Linked DNA regions of Homo sapiens: region 1 is linked to region 2. Evidence: chromatin loops called from intact Hi-C (ENCODE). Cell type or tissue: HCT116. All regions are shown on one strand. Links, peaks and the distances in the headings refer to the core of each region. The heading gives the core; the rest is flanking DNA.

Evidence for each region. Peaks named below come from ENCODE experiments on the same cell type or tissue, not always from the same donor. Only the 100,000 strongest peaks of a DNase experiment are listed, where the experiment ranks them.
Region 1: it touches region 2 in a loop (4-fold over the local background); 12 of 110 quality-filtered maps call a loop at or near these places.

Annotation. Positions count from the first base shown.
Region 1 is chr3:11,201,287-11,212,288 of GRCh38, forward strand. The region is part of intron 1 of HRH1 (histamine receptor H1); the gene reads left to right. All of the region lies in intron 2 of LOC102723663 (a long non-coding RNA gene), which reads right to left. Among named protein-coding and RNA genes, the nearest start is that of HRH1, 52 kb to the left of the region's middle. In HCT116, for the core only: a CTCF peak has its summit at 4,799 (motif pointing left); no DNase peak of the experiment used is centred there.
Region 2 is chr3:10,939,753-10,950,754 of GRCh38, forward strand. SLC6A11 (solute carrier family 6 member 11) reads left to right here. Exons shown (of 14, transcript NM_014229.3): 14 at 1-962. Among named protein-coding and RNA genes, the nearest start is that of SLC6A1, 47 kb to the right of the region's middle. In HCT116, for the core only: CTCF peaks have their summits at 6,109 (motif pointing right) and 6,309; a DNase peak (open chromatin) is centred at 6,129.

The DNA of each region.
Region 1 (11,002 bases), core at 2,153-7,152, 260 kb after region 2:
TGCCCTGCTTGTATGGAAGTTTGCCAGGTGCTCAGATGGAGGAAGCCCTTTCATAGGCAAAGGGGACAGCATGTGCACAAGCTCCAAAGTCTGAAAGGGCACGGGGTATTATGGGATGGTGAGTAATGGTGCAACCAGAGCAAAGCAGAGAGACTAGACTTGGGGGACGGTAGAGGGCAGTGGGAGGGGCAGAGAAAGACATGAGGGAGAGGAGCTAAGAGGAAGTCACTGTGTCCTGGATGCTTTGGGGTGTGTGCCTAACAGTGGGGATCAGAGTGAGGGAAACCTCTGCAGAGGTTCATAAGGACCTGAGGTTAAACATGGGGTTCCAAGAAACAGGCTGAAAAAACAGCATATCCTTAGACTAGTCGGAGAAGGGCTGTCTGAAAATTCCAGGTGTCACCAGGGCTGTTGCCACACCCTCAAGGGGGACATGCCCAGGAAGAAAGCTAGCCTGTCTGGGCCTTGCCAAGTGCCTGCTGAGTTGCTCACAGGAAGCATGTCCAGCTGGGAAAAATAAAAGCGGGGACCTTGCCCCTCTCTGTGAAGTCCAGGCTATTGTTAACTTTTCCGAGAAGTTAAAGGAAATCATTTGTCTGCCGCCCAGGCCTGTGGCAGTGTTGGGCAGTCTCTTGTTTTGCCAAATTGCCTGGGCTGGCTGTCTCCACATACTCCCCCCTCACCGGGGCAGGCACCAGGACTGAAGAGCTGGAGGTCTTGGGGTAATTCAGAGGTGGGGAAAATGGATTCTTCCTTAATACATACGGTTGAGTTTTGCGGTAGATAAAATTATTTCTAATTTCTAATAAAAGGAAAGATTAAAAGGAAACTTTGAGGCTGGCCGCTGTAGCTCACGCCTGTAATCCCAACACTTTGGGAGGCCAAGGGGGGCAGATCATGTGAGGTCAGGAGTTCATGACCAGCCTGGCCAACATGGCGAAACCCTGTCTCTACTAAAAATACAAAAATTGGCCCGGTGTGGTGGTGAGCGCCTTGTAATCCCAGCTACTCGGGAGGCTGAGGCAGGAGAATCACTTGAACCCAAGAGGCAGAGGTTGCAGTGAGCCAAGATCACACCACTGCACTCCAGCCTGGGTGACAGAGCAAGACTCCATCTCAATAAATAAATAAATAAATAAATAAATAAATAATTAATTAAAAATAAAGGGAACCTTTGTTTGGGAGCCACTTTAACTAGATGATTTCTAAGACTTCTTCCAGCTTTTAGCATCCTGACCCTATGTGGTATTGACCTCCTGGCCCCCACCCTCCTCCATCCCCTAGCCAAGATGTTTTGTTTTGTTTTAACGAAGACTTTATTTTTCTTCAAGCAGTCTTAGGGTCACAGCAAAATTCTGCTGAAGATATAGAGATTTACATGTACCCTCTGTCCTCACATATGCACAGTCCCCTGCACTGTCAACATCCCCACAGAGTGGTGCATTTGTTACCACGGATGAGCCTACATGACACATCATTGTCACCCAGAGCCACAGTTTCCATGAGGGCTCCCTCTTGATGTTGCACTTTCTGTGGGTTTGGACAAATGGATAATATGTATCCATCATTCTAATACCGTGCATTTTTTACTCTCCTAAAAATCATCTGTGATCTGCCTATTCATCCCTTCCCCTGCCCAAATCCTGCTAACCATTGATCTTTTTACTGTTTCCAAAGTTTTGCCTTTTCCAGGACGTCATACAGTTGGAACCATATAGTACGTAGCGTTTTCAGATGGGCTTCTTTCACTTAATAGTATGCATGTCAGTTTCCTCCATCTCTCCCCATGGCTTGATAGCTTATTTATTTTTAACATTGAATAGTATCTCATTATCTGGATGAACCATAGTTTACCCATTCACTTACCAAAGGACATCTTACTTGCCTCCAAGCTTTGGCAATTATAAATAAAAATAAAGCTGCTTTAAACACTCGTGCAGATTTTTGTGTAGACACAAGTTTTCAAGTCTTGGGTAAACACCAAGGAGTATAATTGCTGCATGGTATGGTAAGAGTATATTTAGTTTTGTGAGAAACGGCCAAACTGTCTTCCAAAATGGCTGTACCATTTTGCCTTCTGGCTTCTCAATTAATTATTTCTTTCAAGGAGCATGCCTTTGGTATTGTATCTAAAAAGTCATTGCCAACCCAAGGTCATCCAGGTTTTCTCCTGTGTTATCTTCTAGGAGTTTTATAATTTTGGTTTTATGCTTAGGCTTATGGTCCATTTTGAGTTACTTTGTCTGAAGGGTGTAAGGTCTGTATCTAGATGTACTTTTTTGCATGTGGATGTCCAGTTGTTCCAGCACCATTTGCTGAAAAGAATTTTTCTCCATTGTATTGACTTTGCCCTTTTGTCAAAAACAACTTGACTGTATTTATGTCGATTTATCTCTGGATTCTGGATTCTGTTCCATTACTCTGTTTATTGTTTCACCAATACCATATTAATTACTGTAGCTTTATAGTAAGTCTTAAAGTTGGGTAGTGTCAGTCTGCCAACTTTGCTCTTCTCCCTCAATATTGTGTTGGTTATTCTGGGTCTTTTGCTCTCCATATAAACTTCATAATCAGTTTGCTTATATCCACAAAATAACTTGCTGGAATTTTGATTGGGGTTGCATTAAATCTATAAATCAAGTTGGTAAAAACTGACATCTAGACAATATTGGGGGTTCCTATCCATGAACATGCTGTCCTTTAAGCTACCTATATGCCTGCTTCTAACTTTTCCTTAATTGAAAGGAATGGGAGAATAGGTATCTCATTCGTCAAACACCTACTGTGTGCCAAAAATCATTTAATGATTTCACAGCACCATAAGGATGAGATTATGGCTCCCACTTGACATTCGCTGAGGCTCAGTGGGATGTTCATATCCATCCATTAAACAGACATGAATGGGACCTACTATGTGATAAGCCCTGAACCAGGAGCTGGAGATGCAACAGAGAACACAATAGAAGTGTTCTCTGCACTCATGGAGCTTACTGTCTGTGGGAGAGAGAGGGACACATATTAAATAATCCCATAGATAAATGATGTTAGGAGAGTTTATTCTGGGGCTAGGGAAGGCTTCCTGGAGACAGTGCTGTTTGAGCTGAGATTGGAAGGATGAGTAGGTACTAACCAGGGGTCAGGTGTTCCAAGCAGAGGGAATAGCACTTGAAAAGCTCACAAGACAGGAAGGAGCTTAGAGCCTTCCCAGGACTCAGAAGTGTGTATGGCCAGAGCATGGAAGGGAGGATGAAATAAGCTGACGCTCACTGAATCACCGAAGGGGAAGGCCGGGATCAGCTCTGCACAACCTTGTAGGCCTCAAAAAGGGAGGGCATGGAGAAAGAGAACAAACTACGTGTTAGGTGCTTTACCAGGTGCTAACACACACGCGATCACCTTTGATCCCTGCAGCTACCCCATAGTAAATGTTATCACCATCTCCAATTTACAAATGAGAAAACAGAGGCTCAGAAAGGGTCAGTCCTCCACTGGTCAGAGGCAGAGGCAGGCTTCCCAAAGCTTGATTCCAAATCCCATGGTCTCCTCAGTTCAGGAGCCTGGATGTACCAGGTGCAGTCCCCGCTGGGTAGCGCCTGGCCCCTCCTTTCCCAGATGCGAGGTTTCCTGCAGGGAGAGCCCAACCAGGCTCCCTCCAGCCCCACGTTTTTGGCTTCTGGCCTGTCTCTGTGGCATCCTTGCTTGAAATCAGAGAGAGAAACGTGGGGTCTGGTAATTGTATTCCATTAAGCCTAATTAAGATGCAAATTTGCACAGTTAATGAAGAAGGCAATTTGGAAGCAATTTCGCCAGTGACACAGGACTCTCATCAGCGCGGCTGTTCTTGGTAGGTAGGTCTGAGGAGATGGGAATGTATGCACTGCCACCCACCAGGCTGCATCTGGCCAGTCTCCAGGGAGAAATTCTTCCTTCTGGAGAAGGACAACCCACCCTAAATAGAACGCATTGTACGGAAACTGCTTGCATCATGTGATCCCCTGTGTGTAGATCATCCAGCTCTGGACCCCTGGAGTCCCACCTGTAGGCTCTGCCCTGCCCTGGCCTCTTGATAGGGGCAGGAGGGCCTGAAGCAGTTCTCTGGAAACAGACTGCCTGGGTTCAAATCCCAGCTCCACCACTCACTAGCTGTATGTCCTTGGGCAAGTTTTTTAACTTCTCTGGGCCTCAGTTTACTCCTCTCTGAACTGGGATAACAACATCAACTGAGAAAGGCTGCCATGAGGCTGAAATTGAATTATGCATGGGAAGTACTCAGCAAGCGCATGGCACATGAATGATGTACATTTTCATGAGCTCTCCCAGCACCCCATGTTTCGCATGGGCAAGAGCTCTGTTCCCCAGCCCCCAGGTTCACAGGTTTTCTTTTTTTTTTTTTTTGAGACAGTCTCGTTCTGTTGCCCAGGCTGGAGTGCAGCGGCACTATCTCGGCTCACTGTAACCTCCGCCTCCCAGATTCAAGTGATTCTTCTGCCTCAGCCTCTTGAGTAGCTGGGACTACAGGCATGCGCCACCACACCCAGTTAATTTTTGTATTTTTAGTAGAGATGGGGTTTCACCATATTGGCCAAGCTGGTCTTGAACTCCTGACCTCGTGATCCGCCCGCCGCGGCCTCCCAAAGTGCTGAGATTACAGGCGTGAGCCACCGCGCCTGGCCCACAGGTTTTCTTTTGCTGCTATCAGATGGCTGCCATTTGGGGCTGGACCTTCCCCAGGCCCTGGATGTCTGAGGTCTGTCTGGCTTGAAGCTGGGGCACACCCGGCAGCTGGGCTCTTGCATGGATTGCCACCTGGTGGTTGGCTGTTTTCACATCTTTGTTTTTTTGTTTTGAGACAGGGTCTTGCTCTGTCACCCAGGCTGGAGTGCAATGGTGCAATCTCGGCCCACTGCAACTTCTGCCTCCCAGGTTCAAGTGATTCTCCTGCCTCAGCCTCCCGAGGAGTAGCCGGGACTACAGGCACACGCCAACACGCCTGGCTAATTTTTATATTTTTAGTAGAGACAGAGTTTCGCCATCTTGGCCAGGCTGGTCTGGAACTCCTGACCTCAGGTGATCTGCCTGCTTCGGCCTTCCGAAGTGCTGGGATTACAGGCGTGAGCCACCACGCCAAGCGTGTTTTCACATCTTTGTATACCAAAGTTGGCCTGCTGGCCTGGACTTCCTCCCAGCACTTGACTCCACTTCACTGGCCCTCCACTTCAGTGGCCAGTGTTGTTTCTAAGTGAGTTACTTAACTGACGTCATTGTTATTATAGCTAAGATTTGTGGACTGTTCACTGTGCCAGGTGCTTTACCTATAATTATGTAATTTCATCCTTACAGCAATTTATAGATGCAGGGACCAAGGCGCAGAAAGGAAGAGTGACTTGCCAGGGTCATACAGCTGGCAAGGGGTGCCCCCGGAAGTCAAACCCTCTGTGCCTGACTTCCAAACTCATTGTTAAGCCTTCTATTCAACCTCTTCTGTAGTTCCCAGGCACCTGTGCCTGGCACGTGGAGCAAAGGAGATGCAGAGACCACCGTCTGCACCCTCGAAGGGCACAAGGACCTGTGGAAAGGGACAGACAAGGGAAAGTCAATGACGGAATAGGGTGGGAGAGCTGAGGAGGGGGAAGCTGGAGGAGGAGTGTGGGGAGGTCTGAGGAGGGCTTTTGTCTTATCGGGGTGGAGTCAAGGAAGGAGGGATTACAGAGAAGGGCACACTCGGTCTGAGAGTTGAAGGACGGATGGAAGTCTCTGGAGGTTTGCAGTGGAATGGGCTTCAGGGAGGGCACAGCAGGTGCAGTGGCATGGAGGTGTGAGATACTGGGGTATATTGAAGTTTGGGGTCTGAGGGTTGATGGTGGGCAGGGGGCAGCAGTGGGAGGGGAAGGCGGGAAAGGTAGACAGAAGCCAGGTCATGCTCAGCCCTGAAGGCCAGGCTCAGGCAGAACTTACTAGAGGTTCAGAGTGATGGGTCCTAGAAACAGGCTGACCTGGGCTGGGCACGGTGTCCCACGCCTGTAATCCTAGCACTTTGGGAGGCCAAGGCGGGTGGATCACGAGGTCAGGAGATCCAGACGATCCTGGCTAACACGGTGAAACCCCGTCTCTACTTAAAAAAAAAATACAAAAAATTAGCCGGGTGTGGTGGCGGCGCCTGTAGTCCTAGCTGCTCAGGAGGCTGAGGCAGGAGAATGGCGTGAACCTGGGAGGCGGAGCTTGCAGTGAGCCGAGATCATGCCACTGCACTCCAGCCTGGGCGACAGAGCGAGACTCTGTCTCAAAAAAACAAAAGAAAGAGGCCGACCTGAACTGGAGCGTGAGGTCCTTCGCTTACTTGCTGTGTGATCTTGGACAAGACCCTTGACCTCTGTGAGCCTTAGTTTCTTTTTCAATAAAATGGGGTCATTCAAAAAGCTTCCCTCCTAGGGTGATTCTGAGAAGGTGTGCAAGAAATTTCAGCTCAGTCTTTGTACATAGTGACCCCTCCATCAACAGAACTACTCCCCCTACTTGGAGGCCCTAGGGAGCCACTGCAGGATCAAGGGAGAAGAGCGGGCATCCTTGTGTACCCAGCGGGCCTGTCTGGCCCATGCCCCAACATCTGTCAGGAAGGGCGGGCGTCATTGACCACCAAAACTGGGTCAATGGGTAAATAAAAGGAAGAGGTTTTCCCACTAAGATGTTTATCACTTAGAAGCAAGAGCAGACAGTCTTTCCACGCAAGAGCAGGATGAAGAATTTAAAACTGTGTTTGCCAAACTTTCACACTCCCCTTTGCCATTTTCTCACATCTCTTTCCTGCCTGTTCTATTATTTCCTCAACACTTTTCTTTAAAGCAATTTTAGATTGACTCCAGTTTTTTCTTTTTTTTTTTTTTTTTGAGACAGGCTCTCACTCTGTCACCCAGGCTGGAGTGCAGTGGTGCAATCTTGGCTCACTGTGACCTCTGCCTCCCAGGTTCAAGTGATTCTCATGACTCAGCCTCCCAAGTAGCTGAAATTCCAGACATGTACCACTGCGCCCAGCTAATTTTTGTATTTTTTTGTAGAGACAGTTTCGCCATGTTGGCCAGGCTGGTCTCCAACTTCTGAGCTCAAGCGATCTACCCGCCTTGGCCTCCCAAAGTGCTGGAATTACAGGCATGAGCCACCACTCCTGGCCACTCTAGTTTTTTGTTTTTTGAGGGTTTTTTTGCTTAGCTTCCTAACACAATACTATCTGTTAAATCAAAAGTTTGAAAAAATATCACTTGAAATCCTTCTACCAAGATAAAGCCACTGTGAACAATCCAGGGAATATTTTTGTAGACTTTTCTGCAAGCATACACACCCATACATACGATGTTACAGAAATATGATTATGTACCGTTTTGTCATCTTCTTAATTTGACAAACTATTATGGACACTTTCCCATGTCAGCAGAGAAAGCCACATGATTATTAATCGCTGTATACCATCCCGGTGTTCTTGTGTGCTAACATGGGACCAGTCCCGTAATGACTGCTGTTTATATTGTGTCCCACTTTCCAGTAATAAAAATAACACTATGGTGAACATCTTTTTGTACCCTGTGGGATGAAAGATTCTCAGAAGTAGAACTGCAGAGCCAAAGAATATGTACATTTTAAAGATTTTGAGTAAAAGCTACAAAACTGCCCACAGAGAGTAATAATTTGCATCACCCCAGCCATGAGATGCCAGTTTCCTTCACCCTCAACTGCCTTGTATTGCCCACGTAGATGCTAAAATCTAAACAGCCCAATCAAGAAATACTTATTAACAGAGAGATTTGAACATAATTGATTTGTGATGGTAATTTTTTTAAGAGTCTTGCTCTGCTGTCCAGGCTGGAGTGCAGTAGTATGATTATAGCTCACTGCAGTCTCAAATAACTGGGCTCAAGCAATCCTCCCACCTTAGCCTCCCAAGTAGTGGGGACTACAGGCTTATGCCACGATGCCTGACTAGTTTTTATATTTTTTGTAGAGGTAGGTTCTTGCTCTATTGCCCAGGCTGATCTTGAACTCCTGGCCTCAAGTGATCCTCCCGCCTCAGCCTCCCCAGTACTGGGAATCCTAAATACTGGGATTATGGGCATGAGCCACCGCACCTAGATTGTGATGCTAATTTTTAATTGCCTAGAGATTCTTGACTCTTTTCTTTGTACCTTTAGTTTGATAATAAAACTACTTTGGATCTGTGTAATGGAATTAAATGTATCGGTGGTTCACAGTGTTTGGCTAGTAGACCTGACTTCCAGAATCACTACTGTTTTAGTTCAGGCTGCTATATATAACAAAATGTCATGGACTAGGCAGCCTTAACAGCAAACATTGATTTCTCACAGGTCTGGTGGCTGGAAGTCTGAGATCAGGGTGCCACCATGGCCAGGCTCTGGTGTAGGGCCTCTTCTCGCTTGCAGGTGGCTGCCTTCTTGCTGTGTCCTCACATAGCAGAGGACTGATGACTTATGGCTCCATTATTTTGGTGAATTAGTACTCTATTTTACAGAGGAGGGAGCTGAGGCTCAGCTAGTACAGGATGAGGCTCGGATGTGGAGGTGAATTCTAATTGCTTGCTCATCCTTATTCTGCTGTGCTGCCGAGATAGACCCTGAACTTCTGGCATTAGGGACCTTGTCTTGCTTGTCTCTGGATCCTATCCCAGTGTCAACACAAGTTAGATCGCATCAAATGCAGTTGTCGTGAGACACAGTGAAGACCTTGGCATTAAATGACTTAAGTTTGAATTCCGCCTCTTCCCTTACTGGCTGGGTGACTTTGTCATTGGTTTTTATATCTCTTATGTGGAGTTAATAGGGCCACATGCAGTGGCTCATGCCTGTAATCCCAGCACTTTGGCAGGCTGAGGCAGGCAGATCACTTGAGCCCAGGAGTTCAGAGCAACCTGGGCAACATGGTGAAACCCTGTCTCTACCAAAAAAGATACAAAAATTAGCTGGGCATGGTGGTGAGTACCTGTGGTCTCAGCTACTCGGGATGCTGAGATGGGAGAGTTGCTTGAGCCCGGGAGGTCGAGGCTGCCGTGAACTATTGAACGTGCCAGTGTATCCAGCCTGGGTGACAAAACGAGACCCTGTCTCAAAAAAATAAATAAATAAATGGGGTTAATAATCCCGACCTTGCAAAACTACTCTGAGGATAAAATGAGATGGTGTGTACACCCAGTACATAGTAAGCACTAAATAAAACAGCTATTGGCTGGGTGCGGAGGCTCACACCCGTAATCCCAGCACTCTGGGAGCCCAAGGCAGGCGGATCATTTGAGCCCAGGTGTTTGAGGCCAGCCTGGGCAATGCGGTGAAACCCCATCTCTACCAAAAAATACAAAAATTAGTCAGGTGTGGTGGTGCGCATTCACAGTCCCAGCTACCGGGGAGGCCAAGGTGGGAGGATTGCTTGAGCTCGGGAGGCAGAGGTTGCAGTGAACCAAGATTGTGCCACTGCACTCCAGCCTATGCAACAGAGCAAGATCCTGTCTCAAAAGAAAAAAAAAAAAAAAGCAGCTGTTGTTATTTTTTGTGTATCTGCTTAGTCCGCAAAGACCACTGGATCCAATAAGTAGAGCATCATGCAGTTAGACATGACTCCAGGGCCCTCAGAACATTGTAACATTCATTCATTTATCATTGATTGATTCATTCAGCAACTATCAGTTGAGTGCCTGTTATGTGCAAGGCATCAAAATACAGTGTTGAACATGACAACGTCATAGCTCTTAAAGAACTTACCTTCTAGATGGATTAAGGCAGATGATAAAGTAGCAAGCAAATAAATCAATTTGTAATTCAAGTAGTGGTGGATGCTCTGAAGGAAAATAAAGTAGGCTAAGAGGTTAGAAATAACAAGAGAAGGGCACTGGGGAAGAGAGTCATTTAGACCAGTGGGTAAGGAAGATGGCATCTGAGCAGAGATCTCAACAAAGTGGAGTGCACCACAGGAAGATTTTAATTAGCAATGTTGGTGCCCAAAGCCAGCAACTGACAGGGCCCTCAGACCAGCTTTGTAATTCATGAGGAAGGGGTGTGAGCCAGGGCTGCATCTGGTGGCTCCTTATTCCAGTAAATTACAGTAATAATAGATGTAGGACCCTTTTGTTTCCACCTGCTAAGGCAGTACCTACTGTCAACATGTAACTTCAACAAATTAAGACGTGAAACAGTGTTTCATAATCACAATTAGGCATTTCTGTTATACTTCATGATCAGAGGCTTAGGCAAGGTCTGACCCCCTCTCCAGCTGTGGCTTGTATCCAAGACCCAGGGCAGCTCCATGCCTCAGCACCGGGGCCTTCCTGGCTATGACCCAGAGAGCAAATGCTCGGCAGAGTCCAGAAGCTCAAGTCAGGAAGATAAATGAAGAGAGTTGGAATGGACAGGGGCAAGGACTGGGATTTCAAGATTCTCCACCACTCTGATTTGGCCAGGAGCATTCTGACCTCTGCCAGGAGCTAAAATGTGCCTCCCTGTGGTCTGAGAAAGGATTGGAGTCACTTCATCCTTTAAGCATAGATGCAGAAGGCTAGGGCTACTGGGACTATTCCTGTGGTTTGGAGAAGCGTTTCTTAGACAGGCTGTATCAGAATCATTGGAGGTTCTCTATTTGAAGTGCAGTGTCCGGGCTTCCTCCCAGACCTCCTGAATCAGAGTTCCCAGAATCTGCATTTTAACGTACGCACTCCCAAGTCAGAATAGCTGGTTAGTTGGCAGTGGGGCTGGGGGAGGGGGGCAGCCAATCAGAAGAATATTTGCTATTGGGATTGTCCTGGGAATGCCAGGGCACACGCTTGCTGTCCTGCCGTGAAATGGCCACCTCCCCAGATATGATATCCTTTTGCCTCATAGAATTGCGACAGGAATAAGGACAGGAATTTCAGAAGTTTGCAGAGTAGATTTTCCTGCTGTGAGGCAGTGTATGTGAGAAGGCTCTGCCTTCCTTCAAATGAGAAGGAAAAAGAAAAGAAAAAGCTTTATATATA
Region 2 (11,002 bases), core at 3,273-8,272:
GAAGACCTGGGCATCCTGCTGGCTCCTCTCTCCGTGGGGCCTGGAGTCTGGTGCTGTTCCCCAGCCAGCCTGGCTGCAGACCTCTCTGGCTGATACCGCTCTTCTTCTTTAATTGGACTTCATATCAAGCCTCTGCCTTGGTTTCTGAGCTATATGAGGGTGGGGAAGGCACACTCTTTTTTCCTTTTTCCTTAGGTTCCCAATATTATTTGGTGGAAACGTGGGCTTTCTCCAAACCAAGGCCTGAGTTTCCTGTAAGGGTCCTCTGTTTTTGATTCACCCAAAAGTCTGCAAACCCCCAGCATCTCTGCTCTGGCCAGCCCTGATCTGAAGCCTGTGTCTACTAAGAGGGATGCCCAGTGCCCCACTGGGCAGGACGGGAAGCCTAGCCTGGGCCCCCTCTGTGCACACAGTTCAGGCCTGCCCAGCTTCTTATGGGCAAGCCACCATCCCACTCTCGTCTCCCTGAGCTGTCTGGTTCTGCGGACCCAGGAAGGGCCAGGCTGGGGCCCTGCTTGTGTTTATCCTCGGCTGCTGTCTTCCCAGCAGGCCCCAGGCAAGGAGGCTTCCCATTGCTGCTGCTACCGGTTCTCCACAGATCCCTGTGGTCCGCCATCGCCGACACACACACACGTCGTAATGTGGCTAACGCTTGACTCACTTAACACTACTCATGGGGCAGGGCGGAGGGTGGATTGTTGCTTTTTGTTTTTTGTAATTTCCTACTAGTATTTGGGTAACTTTGGGGGTGGGGAGGGCAATGTGGGGGCAGGGGAACATGTCATTGTGATGACTTTTTTGATATTCATTAGAAACAATACATCCTTTCTGAGATATTTACAGTATTATTAAAAAATGAAAAAGGTTGTACTGTTTTGCATAATGAACATTTTTATTGGGCATTCAAAGGGTGCAAGATTGTCTGCTTACTCATTTTTAAAAATTAAAGAAATGAACAATCAGTGTGGCTATTCCTAGCAAGGTGGTATTCGTTGGGTTTTTTGTCCTGGTTTTATTCCCTCCATGATATGCCTGCAAAACCATCTTGGGTCCCTGTGTGGAAGCTGCAGTCTCAACTCAGCACTACAAATTAGAAACAAAAGCAGTGGTGTTTTAGGAGCCCAGACTTCTTTAGGTTCATGTATTTACCATTTGCCTAGTATGTGCTAGATGCTTTACAGAAGTTGTCTTTTTAATCCTTACAACAACTCTGTAAAGTAGGTACTTCTCCACTTTATTTATGTATTGCTTTATTTCTTTATTACTTCCCCTGTTTTACAGATAGCCATCTATTCTTGCAGCCACCCCAGCCAGGATCTATGTTCTAAGACCTTCCTCCAGCCTCCCATGAGAAGGAGCCACAGTGGGGCCTGGTTTTCTTCTAAGGCCCTTCTCTGTCCCCAGCCGCCTCTTCTCCGTCCTCCTTACAGATAGGGGATTTTGCGGCACAGAAAAGTCAAGCAATTTGCCCACGGTAACACAGCTAGTAAACATCAGGACCAGAAAGAGAACTCAGGTGTGTCTGACCCAAAAGCCCTGTCTCCTGACCACAATGCCTTATTGTTTCTCGTGCTATGAGGCCTAAATAAAGCAACAGCCCCCTCACAGTGGTGAAAATAGCTGCCACAAAACTTATGCTTGTGTCCTAGTAGGCAGACACTCATGTTTGAGGCAGGCAAGGCAGAGCACAGAGAGATGAGGATTTGGAGTATGCAGCCCTGAGTTAGGCTCCAGGATCTGCCCTTGCCAGCCTCAGTTTTCTCATCTCCAAAATGGGGATAATAGCTCCTGTTTCAAATACAGGGTCTAACTCTGATGAGGTAATGCAGGCATCACGGGATCATGAAGATCCCGTGAGCTCTGTGTGTGAATGGTAAGGTTCTGAATTCACACTAGTTATTATCCTGAATAAATAATGCCTAAGCTCAAAAAGTGTTTGTAGTATTGCCTAGAACTTAGACTAAAGCCTCTAAATTTGTGTCTGATATTTCTAAATGGCTACTCTAGACCACAGGCATGTTTTGTCCTGCCAGCTCATGACAGTAAGATCATCTTATGCAGTGTCTACTCATTCCTGTCTGGTCAACTTTTTGCTTGAAATCCCTGATCTCAAGTCTACCTGACCCTGTCTTGGCCTTTGATCCTCTCTGAGGTGGTAATATCTGCTCGTAGGAAAGCATCCCACAGACTTCTGGAATTCAGAAAGTCTCTGTGATCCACAGCCAGGGTCCCTGAGTAATTCCTACCCTCACAGAGCCACAGGGATTGCTGCAGTCACCTGTTCCCTGCCATCTTCCCTCCTCATGTCTGAAAGTGTCTTGCATTAAGCAGCTGTCATATGCAAGAGGAGGCTGAGTCACAGAAATATGAGTTTCACTCATTCCCAGGAAACTTCATTTGCAGACTCTTGAGCCTATAGAATTAATAGCATGAGGAATTAATTGACGCACTAGACCCCTCCAGGCTGCAGTGTGTGCTAGTGACCCCTGCTGGCCAAGTGGGACACTGCAGGCTGCCTCTACTAGACACTGCCAATAACCAGAGAAGGGGAAAGGAGCTTTGGCAGTGAAGTCAAGGCTACCTCAGGCCTAACAGCATTTCCCATGGGGGAGGGGATCAGGCACCAAAGAGCAGGCATATTCTGCTGAAAGTGGCCAACTTTGGAAAATTGAGTTCTTTCATGCATTCAGCAGCCCTTTACTGAGCAGCCACCATATTCTTTGTGTGGACTCAGGACTAACAGCCCCTTCCCTGGAGTGTTCCTACTCTTAGGAGGAGAGGTGTCCATACGCTTCTGGACAGGAGTAAGTTCACAGGGAGATGCTGTTCTGATTCTGACCTCCTGTTCCTAGCCGTCTTCCAGCCAGTTAGAGTTCTTCAGTGTGGCAGTGAGCAAGTCTGCCCACTCCTTGGGCCTCGGTTAGCCACTGGTAGAATGGCAAAGAAATGAGACCCAGAGAGGGAATGTGATTTGCCCAAGATTCCCCTAGAACTCTGTATTCCCATCTCATAATCAGTCCCCTGCACCATCTCAAGCCGTTAAAAAGCAAATGAGCTTGGGCCCCTCATTACCCATTAGGGAGAAAAGTCAGCCTTTGTTGCCAACTCTGGCCACTTCTCTCTCATTTTTAAATAATGCCCACTTTGTGAGGGATACTGGAAAGAGTAACACATGCAGCACTCTCTGAGCATCCAGCGTGGCTCAAGTGTCAGAGCCACTTCACAGGAAACCATATGGCAGGATGTGCCATGGACTGAGTGCTGGGGAAGTACTGCAGGCAGGAATAAGAACTGTTTATGGAGCACCTGCTGCGTTCCAGGGTCGTGCCTGCATTACCTCATCAGAGCCTCACAACAAATCTAAGAGGTAATTGTCATTAATCCCATTTTTCATAGGAGAAAACTAGAGTTCAGAACTGTAAATAATGTGCTCTAAGAGATACAAATTACACCTCCTGGCAAGTGGAGGAGCTGGGTTTGGATCCAGGTTTGCTGGATCTAAATAAGGCCCATGTGCCCAGCCACTTAACCAAGGATGTGGGACTTGAGTTGCACCTTGGGGGATGGGAAGACTTAGGCAGAGAAGGACATTTGAGATGAGGGAACATCCCGAGTGATGACAGAGGCTTTGGGAGAGCAGGGAACCAGGGTACTCCCCATTCACTGCAGCCTCCACTTTCTGGGCTCAGGTGATCCTCCCACCTCAGCCTCCTGAGTAGCTGGGACAACAGGTGTGTGCCACCCTGCCCAGTTTTGTTTTTTTTTTTTGTAGAGACAGGGTTTCACCCCAGTCTACTTTCTATAACCCCTCATGTATCTTCACCAATCTCTCTGGCAGAGCAAGATCAGGTAACACCATGCTTATCATGGAATGGCATCTGATGCTGGTCCCCCCACAGGACAGGAGCTTGGATGAACAAGTGCCCAGCTTGCCCCAGAGTGGGGAGCCATGGGAAAAGGAATACATAGGCATTGAAGACCTACTCAGTGCTGGAGACCATACCAGACACTTTCCTATGCATTACCTTGCCCTCAACTGCCTTGTAAGTTGGCATGGTGTTCACATTCTACCAGGAATGAGGAAACAGGCTCAGAGAGGTAGATTCAGCTACCCAAGGTCACAGAGCTGGAAAGTGGTAGAGCCGGGGTAACAGCCCAGGTGTGTCTGGCGCCAAGGCCCATGCACTTTCCACCGACCACCTGTAGTAGTCAGGCTTCTCTAGAGAAACTTCTCTAAACATTGGATAAAAATATATAGAAAGAGACTTATTATAAAGCATTGGCTCATGCAATTATGGAGGCTGAGAAGTCCCATGATTTACTATCAGCAACATGGAGACCCGGGAAAGTCAACAGTGTAGTTCCAGTCCAAACCCAAAGGTTTGAGAGCCAAGAGCACTGACGTGCAATGGCAGGAGAAGATGGATGTCCCAGTTCAAGCAGAGAAAAATTTTCCCTTCACCTTTTTGTTGTACTTGGGTCCTCAAAGGATTGGATGACGCCTGTCTGCCTTGGTGAGGGCAGGTCTTGTTTACTAGGTCTACTGATTCAACTGCTAATTTCTTCCGGAAACACCCTCACAGAGACGCGAGGAACAATGTGTACCAGCTATCTGCACATTCCTTAGCTCAGTCAAGGTGACACATGAAATTGACCATCACAGCACTGTTGGGAGCCACTGAGTGTCACCACAGCCATCAGCATTGAGAGGTTACTCAAGGCCATAGAGAAGCTATGGATGGTGGTGGAGGCCATGTGGGGAAGGTCTGAGGGTCTTCAGGGGCCTTGGAATGCCTTTGGTGACACTAGGGACCTCTGGAAACCTTCACAATTTCCCAGAAAACGATAGAAGGCCATGAGAGTTCACTGATAAAGACAAGGGGATGTTAAAGCCAGTGAGAGGCATTGGAAGTACCTGGGAACCCCCAGAGACCTGAAAGAGATGTTGCAAGGGGAGAGGGCCTGGAGACCCAGTAGAATTATGTGGAGCCATTTGGGAGTTACGAGAGACTGGGAGTGACAGGAGTATATGAGAGTCATAACGGCTACTGAAAAAAAAAAGGAGGCTCATTGGGGAGCATTAAGAGGTGCTGAGAGCCATCAAGAGTTATAAAAAATATCAGGGCTCTTGGTCATGACTGGGGGGTATTTTAGTCATCCAGAGTCCTAGGGAGTACTTGGGGTCACCTTGGGGGGCCCTGCCTGGGGGAGCAATATGCAGGATGTAGCCTTGAGGAAAGGGGAGGAGGGTAGCTCAGAAATGCTCTTACAGCGGGGCGCAGAGATGGGGGAGCTGGAGCCAACACGAATAAAGGGGCCGGATGCCCAGCTGCCATAGATGGAAAAGCCAGGCCAGAACTCCGCAGACCACGATAGGCGGCCGGCAGGTACATGATGGGACAAGGACTTTTTGACCTTGATCTTCCTAGGCTTGTACAGGCCTGAGTTTTCTTGAGATTCCCAACCTGGGTGTGCCAGATCCCCCATCTGGGTCTAGCCAACACTTGGCTTTTCTTATTCTCCTGGGAATTTTCTCTGCCGTTCTTTTCAAAGCCAACCATTCCTGAAGTGAGGAGGCTCTTGTAGCCCAGGCTGAGCCAGGAACTCAGCCCCCCACCAAAGGCAAAGGATTTAGGGGAAACCTAACAGAGGAATCTGGGCCTGAGCTCTGGGAGCCCCTGGTCAGATGATGGAGAGAGGGGCAGAGGACCGTGTAGAGTGAAGGCAAGTGTTATTTATTGAGCACCTACCATGCACCTCGGATGAGGTGGGTGTTTTCCATAATCCTCAAACCAACCACTGGAACTGTGATTTGTTCTCATTTTACAGATGTGCACACAGGCTCGGAGAGCTAAAAGGAGGAACTTGCCCAACATCACACAGGCTGTGCCGGAATTCAAAGCCAGGTGGATCAAACCCAGAATTCTTGGCTTTTTCCCTCTATACCAGGCAACTATTGGCTTGGCCCAGGTCTCTAGCAGGGAAGAATGAGCCCTGAGCCTTCCTGCCCTTATCCACTCTCCCCCACCCCCACCCCTCCATCCCAGTCCTGGGCTCAGAGGGGCCTGTGGCTGGCAGATCCAGGCTCTGTTAGCAGCAAGTCAGCCACCAGGTGGCGCTGCTGCTAAACCCAAGCCCCCTCCCTGTGGTCCTGGCTCAGGCCAGTGAGGTCAGGACTAGAGCTGGGACCCCACAGTTGAGACTAGAGGATCCAGAGGTCTCACTCTGGGTGCCCAGATGGGGGACAGAAAGGCTGCCCTTGTCAAACGCGCACAATTCATCCTTCTCACCCTGCCCCATCCCTAGCTCACGTTTGCAGCACTACCCTAACAGCCAGAAGTGAGGGTTCTTAACTCTCTCACTCCTTTGCTGTGTGACCTTGGGCAAGTGACTTTGCCTCTCTGACTTCAACGTCCTCTTCTGTACAAGTGGACAGAATAAGCCACTCAGGGGTGCCGAGAGGATGAGATGAGATGATGGTGTGTGTCAAGCGTCCGGCACACAGGGAGAACATGGCTCTCCCAGTGAGCCTCCTTCCTCGGGTCCATGGTCAGAAGGGCCCCAGCCGGTGTCAGGAGACCTGCACCCTAGCTCTGAATTCGCTGTGTGCCTTCAAAAAAGACATGCTGCCTCTCCAAGTCTCGGTTTCCTCATCTGTAAAGTGGCACTAATCACAGGAACTTTCTTTTTGGTTATTCTGAGGATGAAATGAGAACATGGCTATATGGCATTTGTTTTATAAAGCCCCACATGATCAGGAAAGGTGATTATTGAAAGCATTTCTGCAGCAGCTTTCAGGGGGTGGGATTGGGTGAATGTGTAAATAGTGGTGAGGTGGGAGAGGTGACCGGGCACATGGGACAGGCTGCGGGTTTTGCTCTGTGTACCTACAATGACACAGGCCCCTTGTGCCACACCCTACTTGGCATCTTCCCGGCCATGCCCCAAGCCCCTATCTTGCTCCATCTATCCTGGAGTCTTGCCCCAACCCGTTTAAACACAAAAATGTCTGAGTGCCTGCACGGAACAAAGACGAGAGGCAGAACACGGAAATGTCGATTGTGATTATCTCTGAATGATAAGGTTTGGGCTGATTTTTATTTTCTCCTTTTTCTTTTATTTTTTCTGTACCATCTAATTTTTTTTTAACAAAGAACATCTATTGCTTTTATATTCCAAAAACCAGAATCAATAAAGCTATTTTTAAAAATCCTTTCCTTGCCATCAAGAGGTTGGTTATAAATGAAGGCTCCAGAGAAAGAAACAATGATTCTCCTGTGGCTGGAAGATGTGGCCAGAGGGAGATGGGAGGGGAGAGGAGGCGTCACCACGTAAGCTGCCTTCAGTCCTGTCTCCAGCCTCCCCTGGGAAGCCAAGGAAGAGGCAGATGCAGCAGGACCCCTCCTCCGGGCCACAGAGCTCCCCGTAACATTTATGGGCCAGCATTCCAGGGGCCTTGAGCTTGCCGCTTGTCTCTGGGAGCTCGTCATGGTTGTTGAAGGAAGAAGGGAGCAAACAAGCCAGGAAGCCATGCTTGGTGAGGGCTGACTATGAACTAAGTGCTGCCACCTCTATTAACTCATCAGACCTCCCTCCCCACACTCCCCTGTTGAGGGAGCTGGGATTATCAGCCCAGGTTACAGATGAGAAAACTGAGATATGAACTTACATATCTGACTGCCTTCTGGATCTCTCCTCTTGAACATCCATTCAGCATCTCAAACCCAATTTTCCCAACTGAATTCACCTCCTCCAATCCTTACCCCCGCCCAGCCTATTCCTTCCTATCTCAGTAAGTGACACCGCTGTCCAACCACTTCCTTTATTCGGCAAATATTGATGGAGCATCATCTATGGCCCTGCCCTCGGGGAGCTCGCACTCTCGCCAGAGGAGACAAGAACACGGACATTTTGGAAAGTAAAATTATGCAGTGTGACAGAAGATGATAAATTATCTGGCTAAAAATAAGGTAGGGAAGAGGTATAGGAAGGGTCAGAATGGGGAGGTTGGAATTTTAAACAGGCTGGTCAGGGAAGGCCTCATGGGGAAGGTGAAGGAGGGCGGCGGTGGCTGTCCCAAGAGGAGCATCCAGGCACAGAGATCGGTGTGTGCAAAGGCCCTTGGGTGGGCGCTTATCTGCAGTGTTCCCAGGCAGCTAGGAGGCCAGGGTTGCTGATGCAAAGTGAGCAAAGGGCACTGGTGGAAGGGGAGGCCAGAGAAGTGGTGGGCAGATCACAGAGAGCCCCGAGGCCAGTGCAGATGTGCAATGAGGATGAGTGAGGGTTCTCAGCAGGAAAGGGACCTGCTCTGATTCCTGTTTTAATAAGGCCCCTCGGGCTGCTGGCAGGGGCTTGGGTGGAAGCATGGAGACCAGGGAGGAGGCTGTTGTCCTCCAGGAAAGAGATGATGGTGGCTGTACCAGAGAGAAGGGGATTCGGGATCTGATTCTGGGTATATTTTGAAGGTAAACCAGCAGGGTTTCCTGGTGGATTGACAGAGAGAGGAGTTGAGGATGACTGAGGTTTGGGGCCAACTTGTCAAGCGAGAAAACCTCCTCATTCCCCGCATTCAATCCACCGGTGAGTCTCATTGGCTCTTCCTCCTTTAAACCTCTCAAGTCCACTCACTCCCTCCACCCCAGCCACTGCTTTGACCTCCCATCATCCCCTGGACTGCTGTTGCCTCCTCCTGGCCAGCTTTCCCTGCCTTCTCCGCCAACGTGCCTTCCCCTCAACCCCTGTGGTGGGGCGGTTCATGCCTGTTAGCACTCATGGCAGACCTGAGCCAGAGCCCACCACTGTCAGGGAACTTCCCTTCTGCCTGAGAGTTACCACCCCAAAAGGAAATCAGGGGGCCAACAGATGGGGGATGATGCTGGCTCACCAAAAACCCACCATGTCCACCACCAGGGCCAGCTGCATGACAACCAGGCATCGTTCAGCAGGGAGAGGAAGGAGGCCCCAGGGTCGGCAAAGGCTGGGCCTTTGAAGAAGTTCATAGCTCAGCGTGGTCTCTGGCATCTCAAAGGTGTGGATCTGAATCATGGCTCTATCTCTTACACCATCTGGGTGACCTTGAGCAAGTCTCTTCACCTCTCTGAGCCTCCCTTTGCTCATCTGCAAATTGGAACCAATAATCTCTGAGCCTCAAGATTTTTGCAAGACCTGGGAGTTCCATTAGGGTGTTGGCTTACGTTAACCTAAAACAGTGCCTCCCAGGGCCTGATGGGCCCCCATGAAAGGAATGGACACAGCTTTGGAGCCAGACAGACTGGATTCCCATCCCAGCTCAGCTGAGTGACCTTGGGCAAACCTCTTCCTCTCTGAGCCTCCATCTCCTCCCCTGCAAAACAGAGCCCCCGTCTCACAAAAGAAGCAGGTGTACATGCACCCAGCACACAGTAGGTACTCAGCCACCATGCTAGAGAGTTTGGACTTCACCCTGGAGGCAGCTGGACCCATTGCTCCCACGCCCCACTTCCTGGGCCAGGGCAGCTGCAGGCCTGATGGGGTGTTTTTATCTCCAAGCCGCAGTGGGCTCCGCAGAGCTCGGCAGAGTCCCTGGGCGCATGGACAAAGAGCTGTTGTTCCCTCGAATCTAAAATTGCCTCCCTCTGATTGCCGCTATACAAACCCAGGCGGCTGCTCGCTTCCCCCATCCAGTTGGGTCTATTTCAAGAACACGCTGATTAGCGCTGATTGCGCCTTGATTGTGGCGGGCGCCTTGCCCAGCCCCCTCCCCGTGTGCGGAGTACATGCTCCTGCTCCCCCACCACGGCTCCTGCTGTCACCCAGGGGCCACCAGACCAGAAGACCGGGCGAGTGGTGCAGCACACATGAGCTAGGGTCCTCATTCTTCCTTTGGGCAGATGACCTTCCCTCTCTCAGATCTCTACTTCGTCCTCTGTAAAATCCTTCTGGGCTCAGAAGGGTATGGAATAAAATAGCATGTGGAGGAATGTGGCTTTCATGGTGGGCATTTAGACACTGTGACGGGTCGGTGGCCAGGGGAAGTGGCTCTTCAAAACACCCCATCACACACACACTTGGACACACATATGCACACACATGCAGACACACACACAAACTCACAGATGCCATTCATGCCTCTGGCTGCACTTGAGGCCACCCTTGGTAGGGGCGGGATGGAGCTTTAATAATTAGACTTCGCTGCACTGGGCATCTGACACTTGCCTTGGGCACGTCATCCACGCAAACCCCACAACCATCTTTTCAGCACATATTTTGTGCCCATTTTGCAGATGAGGACCCTGAGGTTAACGGAGGTAATGTGACTTGCCTCGCGTCTCGCAAAGAGGGAATGGTGATGTCAGGATTTGACCCAAGCTCCGTGTGAGGCAGAAGCCAGTGTTCCCACCACCCCATAGCCTGCTCGGGGTTTGCGCCCGTTTGAATGGAAACTATGAGTGGGAACAGCTTATGAGACATCTTATGCTGGTTATTTTTACTGCATTCATCCTGTGTGATCCTGGAAAAGTCTCTTCTCCTGGTGGGGCCTGTTTCTTCCTCTGTAAAATAGGGTGCCCCTGGTCATGGACTGATTCTTGGACTTTCCTGGAAGCACATTTCAAAAATGCAGATTCTCAACTATGTCCTTAGAGGTCTGGAATCAGTAGGCCTGGGACGGGCCCAGGAATCAGTATTTTAAGACACTCTCCCGGTAACAGTGGGCACCAGAGGGACAGTGGTTTGGGAAAAGTCTCCTCCCTGGCGAGTTAAGCCTCCTCCCTGGCAAGATGGTGAGTTAAGCCATCTTGTCGCCCAAGCCAGAAACCCAAACATCAATCAATCCTGTCCCAGACTCCCTCGTGCAACTGCAATCATTGTAAGATCTACCTGTTTACTCTCAAAGGGGCCTCTCTGCACCCCTGCTGCCTCCTCACTCACCCAGCCCAAGCCCCATCACCCCCACACCTGGACCACTTCCGGGGTCTCCTTCCGGGACTCCCTGTGGCCGCAGTGCACACCCCCACCCTCCACT